Linked DNA regions of Homo sapiens: region 2 is linked to region 1. A link is an interaction called in ENCODE POLR2A ChIA-PET data of the cell type or tissue named here. Cell type or tissue: K562. All regions are shown on one strand.

Region 1 (4,000 bases):
TCCAGCAAGACAGAGTGCCATGGGAGAGAGAAAAAAACATGGGAAAGATCTCAGAGACCATCTAGTCCAGCCTCCTCGATTTGGATGGGAGGAGACCCAGGACAAGAGAGAAGTGACTTGTCCAAGGTCACACAACAAGTCAGTAGAGAGCCAGAGATGGGAGCTGACAGCCTACTTCCTCACACCTCTTCAAGGCCCTCAGATACCTGGTGTCCATGACTTATTAGTGGCACAGCCAGACCTTGATTAAGGGCTCCAAAATTAAAATTACCTGTCCTTGGAAATGACAAGAAAAGAAAAAAGGAGAAATCAAAGAAATGGAAAGAGCACCCGGCCCTGATGGGAAGGTCTGTGATTTGGCCTCTAACTGCAAGGCTTTGACAGGAGCTTCCTACTTTCCAAGGTGATGTGGCCTTTCAGAAACAATTTAGTTACCATGGCAACCTCATTCCAGGTTTCATCTCCATGGCAATTCACTGGAGTTTTTCACCCTCCGGTAAGTACATGTGTGATGGCCCAGACATGTATCCCAGAAACATTAATATAAAATCACATTTTTAGAAGTGGAGTATCTCATTATCCTAGTCTGCAGCCAGAGGAATAACAAGGCATGTTCTCGGGTGGGCAGGGCCCAGGGCATAGTGGAAGGATGTCTCTGGGGGCAGCTCTGCCTTCTCACTGCAATTGCAAACCTGTCCCAGTCTTTACAGCTAGTGCATCTCAACCTCCCATGGGTACAAATGATTTCTCCTTTTCTGCATCCTCCCTGGTGCCCTGCTCATGACAAAGCCTGAGTGTTGCCTGTGCTGACAAGAAGTGCTGGGACAAGGAGAGAGAAAGCTGGTCCTTCTGACTATGACTTCTGTGGCACCCCAGGGCTCCTGCTTCCCTGTCCACTGTGCCCCAGATTGGGGCACCCTGGAGCAGTTCCCAGCTTTTGTGTTGGACCTTGCTTGTCTGATCTGTGGACTGTGGGCTTCCCCCTCAACGTGACCTAATCTGCCATCCAATTTCCAGGAAATCCTCGTGGTTTCTGCTCCACCCAGGGCACCCCTTCTGTTTTCCAGCAATGCTATGCCTTCTCTTTCTTTTTTTTCTGAGACACAGTTCACTTTGTCACCTAGGCTGGAGTGCACTGGTGTGATCACGGCACGCTGCAGCCTCGACCTCCTGGGCTCAATTGATCCTCCCACCTTAGCCTCCTGAGTAAATGGGACTACCGGCACACAGCACCATGCCCAGCTAATTTTTGTATTTTTTTTTTTTTTGTAGAGGCGGGGTCTCATTATGTTGCCCAGGTTGGTCTTGAACTCCTGGTCTCAAGTGATCCTCTTGCCTTGGCCTCCCAAAGTGCTGGGATTACAGACGTGAGCCACTGTGCCTGGCTGCTATGACTTTTCTTTAATATGTCCTGCTGTTTATAATGATGCAGGGCTGGAGTATTTAGCCCACCATCTTGACCTAACCTTCTCTTTCTTTCTCCACTTTTAATGTCTATAAATAACCATCTACTAATCTACTTATAATATGTCTAACGATGGATCATTTCTCTCCTCCTCATCTTCTTCATCATCGTCACCAGTAGCAGTAGTACTATTTCGTGATTGAGGGATCACCACAGAGTAAGAAGTGCTCACAAAAATGTTCCATCAACATCTCAAATAATGAGACAGAAAAATCAAGGCATGGCTTCATTTAAAAAATGTAATTGAGAGTATGAAATGTACTAGCTATGTACCTTCTCAGACCACTTTTTTTGAGACAGGGTCTTGCTGTGTTGCCCAGGGTGCAGTGCAGTGGCACGATCATGGCCCATTGTGTGACCTCCTCACACCTCTTCAAGGCCCTCAGATACCTGGTCCTTGTGACTTATTTAGTGGCACAGCCTTGACCTGCTGGGCTTAAGCAATCCTCCCATCTCAGCCTCCAGGGTAGTTGGAACTACAGGTGCACCCCACCACACCCGATTAATTTTTTGTATTTTTTGCAGAGACAAGGTCTCACCATGTTGCCCAGAATGGACCCGAACTCCTGAGCTCAAGAGATCCTCCTGCATCAGCCTCCCGAAGTGCTGGGATTATAGGTATGAGCCACCACCCTGACCTCCAAATACCTTTTGAACTCAGGCTTGGATTTGAACTCTGGTTCTATCAACTATTAGCTGTGATTTCAGATCAGTGACTTGAGCAATTTGTGCCTTGTTTCATTAAGTGGAGATGACAATAGCACCTGCCTTGCAAGAATTATTTGATGTGGCCGATGAGAAAAATCAGAATTATGAAAAGTGCTTCACACCATTCCTGGCATGTGAAGAGCCCTCTCTAAATGGCCATTATGCTAATTAGCACCTTAAAGGGAAATCATTTTCATGAAATTTTATTTGAATCTGGCTAGAGAAAATGCTCACCTTCTTCCTTGTGTTTTGCTTATTTGATTAAATGTCTTTGATTTCTGTGATGTGTGAAGTCCCTTGAAAGCAGGGCTGTGTGTCCAACAAAGGTTTGTGGCCTTCCCGCAGTGAATTGTGTGGGAAATACAAACACAGGGAAGACAGTTCTGGTCCTCAGGGGAAGTGTAGTGGGGAAGACGGACATGAGAACCTAACCATAACAGGATGCAGAGCGAGGCATGTGCCATGCACTGTGGCCGTGTTACCTCCTGGTTTGGAGTGTGAGCTCAGACACCAGTCTGCCTGGGTTTGGATCCCAGCTCTGCCACTTATTGGCTGCACAACCTCAAACAAGTCTCTTACCCTTGCTGGGCTTCAGTTTCCTCAAATGTAAAGTAAAAATGGTAACAGGAGAGTTAATACATGAACAGAGGCTAACACATAGAAGGGCTCAATCAACATTAGCTGTCATTACCAAGATATACGAAGATAGTATGGAGGGGATATGTGAGAAGTGATTATAATTCTGTTTCATGGGTGAGGTTGTACTTGAGCTTGGTCTTGGAGGGTAAGTAGTTCTCAAAGGGCGAAGAGAAGGAGAGAGGCATTTTGGGGGAAGCAGAGCAGCAGGAACAGAGGCATGGAGTGTGAACTCTGCAGTGTTCTCTGGGTACAGCATGGGGGCTGGATCACAGGTGCATGGAGAGAAATACTGGGAAATGGGCCGGTGCAGAGGGTTTAGGACAGCCCCTAGGAGGTCTTGAAAACTGGCTCAAGCATTCAGACAGTTCTGTAGACAACAGAGACTGACTACAGGCTACTGGAGAGAAGCAACATGGTGCCACCTGTGTTCTGGGCAAATCACCTTGGTGGCAGTGAAGGAAAGATAAAGAGGGGGGTAGGGGGCCCAGAGACCATTTGGGGGCTATAGCACAGCCCAGGCAAAAATGTCAAGAGCTTAAGCAGGGAGGTGGCCAAGAGGGAGAGCCACTGTGAACACAGAATCCGACAGGCTTGGTGAAGGAGTGGGCAGAGTCAGACAGGGTTTCCTGCTAGGTGGCTGGGAAGATGACAGTGGTGATGCTCTTACAGAATCAGGACCCTGGGAAGAGGACCAGCCTGGGATGGGGGCCTTCTTCAGCTTGGGGCATATGGCATGGCCCAGTGCAGACCCTTGTATGTCCCTCACTGCTGTTCCTTCTCTTCAGCTCCAACAAGCCCCATAGAGCACCCTGCACCAGTCAGGCACTCAGTGAATACCTCTGAGTAAGGAACCACAGGGAAGGAGGCGTCCAGAGACCTCCCTGCTCCAACTTCCTCCATTCCAGACCCAGCCTCTTCCTCTCCCTCCGCACTGTGGACACCCCTGAACATCTCCTCCTGTTTCTGAATCTTTAGGGAAAAAATGTCCCAACTCTGTCTCTCAGCACTGCCTCCTTTCTCTGCCCCAACCCACTGAATGTGTGACTCATTCCCACGCTTACATCCTAAAGCCCTGCCTGGGGTGTCCCTCCATGCGGGGACCGCTGGAGCAGAGACCATCACCATCATAACACCCTCCACCAGCCACCCAGCCCCTGCCATGGGAAGAGCACCATGCCAAGCTCATCA
Region 2 (4,000 bases), 240 kb after region 1:
TCAAGGAGAGGACTGACAGGGATTATAGAAGAGTGCGAGCGAAGGTACAAGGAATCAAGTTTGGTAGCCGGCAAGGAAGAGAGGTGAGGCAGAAGATGAGGGGAGGAGGTGAGGTGCACAGAGCAAAGGAGCCACCATCCCAGCTCAGGACCAGGGCTGGGCTAGAATCTGGGCCCTGGTCTCGTTCTAGTATTCCCTTGAGCAAGTCCTGGCCCTTTTTCCTGCCCGTTTCCTTTGAGGGCTTCTCTGTCACCACCAGTGAGCGTGTATAGGCTACAGGAGGAGCAGTGAAGAGCAGTGTGCTACAGAGAGCACTGCACCCCAGGAAACAGAATTAGTTGGCCCAGCTCTGCCTATAAGTAGCTGAATGTCTTGAGGCAACTTCAACGTTTCCCTGGACCTTAGATTCCTTGCCTGTAAAACAGCATGGGGCCAGATGATCTCTAAGGGTCCTTCTGGCTCTGAAGGCAATGATCTGGGGCATGGAACCTGTAGTTAGAGAGCTGGGAAATGGGCAGATGTGGGCTCCAGGGCACCCAGAATTGCAGGCTTAGGAGCTAACAGCAACCAGGATTCTGTAGTCTAGCAATCTTGCTTTACAGGTGAGGAAACTGGGCCTAGAAAGGCGAAGTGATTTTTTTGCCTCTCTCAGCTTTATTCCTCTTTTCCTCTGAACTGTAGAGTCTAAAGATTCAGCACAAAGCAGTTTTGTGTAGTGGATACATAAGCTTTTTTGTTGTTATTTTTCTGAATTATTTTGTTGACTTTCAAAGTTTTTTTTACATAAACAGTAAATGCTCGTTATAAAAATTTCCATTAATACAGGAAGTGAAAAAAGTAAAAAACTGCAAATTGCTGTTATCCTCCCACCCTTACCCCCTAGGTCCCCAGAGGTGTCTCTGTTAACAGTTCAGCGTGTATCCATCCTGACTCCTCCAATAAATGCAGAAACTTGTATGTCTCTCCCCGACAACTGGATTATCATATACATTATTCAAGCATAGGCTTTAGACTCAGACATATCTACATCTAATCCCAGCTTATAGCTAATTATTTGAGTGACCTTGGCCAAGTTGTTCATCCAGTTTTAGTCTCAATCTCCCCATGTGTAAAGTGAAAATAATAATAGTATCTACCTGGCCTGGCGTGGCGGCTTATGCCTATAATCCCAGCCCTTTGGAAGACCGAGGCTAGTGGATCCCTTGAGCTCAGGAGTTCAAGACCAACCTGGGCAATTTAGCAAGACCTCATCTCTACTGAAAAACAAAAAACAAAAAAACTCCCCCAAAATTAGCCAAGTGTGCTGGTGTGCACCTGTAGTCCCAGCTACTCGGAAGGCTGAGGTGGGAGAATCGCTTGAGCCAGGAAAGACGAGGCTGCAGTGAGCTGTGATTGCACCACTGCACTGCAACCTGAGCAACAGAGCGATACCTTGTTTCTGTTAAAACAAACAAACAAACAAAATAGTATCTACCTTATAGGATCATGGTGAAGATTTAATGAGATTTTATATGAATAGCACTTAACAGTTCCTGGTACTGATAGTAGTAAGCACTACACACACACACACACACACACACACACACACACACACAGAGCACAGAATGAGTTAGAGGTAAAGTGAAAACTAAACCCCAAGTTTTCTGACCCTCAGTCTCCTCGACTTTCTACCACATCTCTCTGCTTCTCTCCTAGGTGCCTAGGCATGGGTTCAGTGCTCACTACTTGTTGAATGAATGACTGAGGTTGTGTGTAAGGGGGTAGATCTAGGGATCTGAGGTCTGTGGAGTTCCTGGGATGCCTGCTCTGGAAAATGGAGGCTTTCATCCTGTGAGTTGGGAGGGTGTGGGGCAGTGTGGGTTGGCTGGACCAGCTGTTGCTTCAGAGCTCCATGCCTGGAGAGTTGGGCCTCTAGGCAGAGCTGAGGGCCCAGAGTGGCTCTCAGCTTAAAGGATCTTGGCTTAGAAGGAATGTGCAGTGGGCTGCCTCTGCTCGGGAGGGGCTAAAAAAAGCCTCACCCTCCCCTGGGCTTTGTGTGAGGCTTATCAACTGCTCAAGTCAGCTCATCTCTCTGGCTGCTCCGGCATATTTGAGAAGGTCTGTTTCCCTGGTCCTTCTGGGTTTCCACCAATTGGCAAGAAGGGATCAGCCTGTCCTAGAGGTGAAGAGAGAGCTGTGGCATGAAGGGGAGGGGGCTGGTGGCCCCAAACCTGGTGACAATACACAGTTGTCAGCTGTACCCTGCTGGCGTTTCTTCCTTTTATAGTCAGCAGCAGTTGCTCTTGCTTTCACCCAGCCCCTCTGTGGGGGCTCCTGCCCAGGATAAAAGGGAAGGGAGGCAGCCCAGGCTCCTATCTCATCTCCCAGACGCCACGTCTCTCGGTTTCTTCTTAGATCACTCCTCTGCCAAAGATCCCAACAAGACAACATGGCTCCCAAGAAGCCTGAGCCTAAGAAGGAGGCAGCCAAGCCAGCTCCAGCTCCAGCTCCAGCCCCTGCACCAGCCCCTGCCCCAGCTCCTGAGGCTCCCAAGGAACCTGCCTTTGACCCCAAGAGTGTAAAGGTAAGTGAGGCTCAGCCATTGGGATAGAGGTGGGGATGACATTGAGAGTCCTTTTGCTCTGGAGCTTAGCGATCTACTTTATGTGGGCTGGACTGGGATGAGGACTAGGGTGTCCATGCCCCAGATCGCAGTCCCATGGGGCAGTGGAGTGGGTGTTGGGGCTGATGAGGGGGAGATTGAGTCATAAACCTTTTCCGTCAAGAATGAGGTGCTGCTTTGAGGGAGCCCTGTCCTGCTACCCTAGATTTGTGCAGCTAAGTTGGGAATGGGGGGAGGTACAACCAACCATCCATCCACCCTTTTATAAGGCATTATGAGGACCACCATAGCAAAGTAAAACAGACTAGCCTTTTCCTAGGAGGTAGTGGGATATCTTTATGGAGAACAGACAGATCATGGCAGCTGCCAGTGTAACTTGGAGTAAGTGATATAAACAGTCAGGGAATATCCTCCCTGTGCATGGCAGTTTGGGAAAGGCTTCACTCACAAACACTCTTACGGCAGGTGAGGGCAGGGTGGGAAGGAGGTTGTGGTTAAGGTAAGAGGAGCCCGGATTCCTCTCTCTCTTTCCTTACCCAGACGGGCCTTTCCTTCTGTGGCCTTAGCCTGGGTTCCTATCTGTAGCATGCAGAGGACTGGCCCACCCTGGGCTGAGACCCTCTCTCCAACCGGGTCAGGAAGCTGGGCCTGGTTCCTTTGCCCCACCCTGCTCTCCTCACACAAAACATTCCTCTCCCTGGAGCTGGTGTGGGCCCTGCATGCTGACTCAGTCATTTTAGACCTCCCAGCTCTCTGGCCCAGCTGCTGAAGGAATGGAACTGGTGGGAGAGGGGTGGGCTGAAGAGGGAGGGGGCCAGAGACCTCTGAAGAGGAGCAGTTTTAAGCCTTGGCACCAGAGTGGAAAAGGTCAAGTGGCTACTGGTATGAAGAGCTATTAATAACAGGTTGGGAGTGCTGAGCCCCCAGGGATCTCAGCCTTAGGACAGGGCTGGGGGTGGTGAGGGATCAGGTCAAAATAAGAGCACAGGACAAGGTTCTGTGACAAGCAGGCAGGGAAATTAAAACCCAGAGCTCTAATTGTATGACCTCCCTGCCCTCTGAGAATTCCTCTCATACCCACAGCCGGGATAACCCTACAAGTATTATGCCAAAGACCCAGTCCCCGCAAGGGACAGGAACTGCTTAGCCAAGAGATGGAGGCAATTGTCCCTTTTCTGAGCTTGGTTATGGCTCACTCTGGGGAAACTGAGGCTACTGTAGGACCCTGAAAACACCTGCAGGTTTTCTAGGTCATACATCACTCCATTTACAAGCTGAGCCTGGCAGGAAAAGCTGACTATTTCACCCTTCAGGATCCCTCCTCGCCTTTATTTCTGATTTGTTCCCATAAAGCACTGTGCCTTTGGGTGGGTTGCCAGGCCTTGTCCCTGGTGTCTG

Evidence for each region. Peaks named below come from ENCODE experiments on the same cell type or tissue, not always from the same donor. Only the 100,000 strongest peaks of a DNase experiment are listed, where the experiment ranks them.
Region 2: POLR2A ChIA-PET joins it to region 1 with 7 read pairs; 1 of 35 experiments calls an interaction of 5 or more read pairs at or near these places.

What each region holds. Positions count from the first base shown.
Region 1 is chr17:46,964,544-46,968,543 of GRCh38, forward strand. It overlaps a transcript of LRRC37A2 not described here and a transcript of GOSR2 not described here. Among named protein-coding and RNA genes, the nearest start is that of MIR5089, 6.5 kb to the right of the region's middle. RefSeq lists an enhancer at 940-1,234. In K562, no CTCF peak of the experiment used is centred here; no DNase peak of the experiment used is centred here; H3K27me3 peaks cover 1,642 bases.
Region 2 is chr17:47,206,995-47,210,994 of GRCh38, forward strand. MYL4 (myosin light chain 4) reads left to right here and starts at 2,354. Exons shown (of 7, transcript NM_002476.2): 1 at 2,354-2,563. The coding sequence starts at 2,429. In K562, no CTCF peak of the experiment used is centred here; DNase peaks (open chromatin) are centred at 2,067, 2,317, 2,668 and 3,327; H3K4me3 peaks cover 2,222 bases.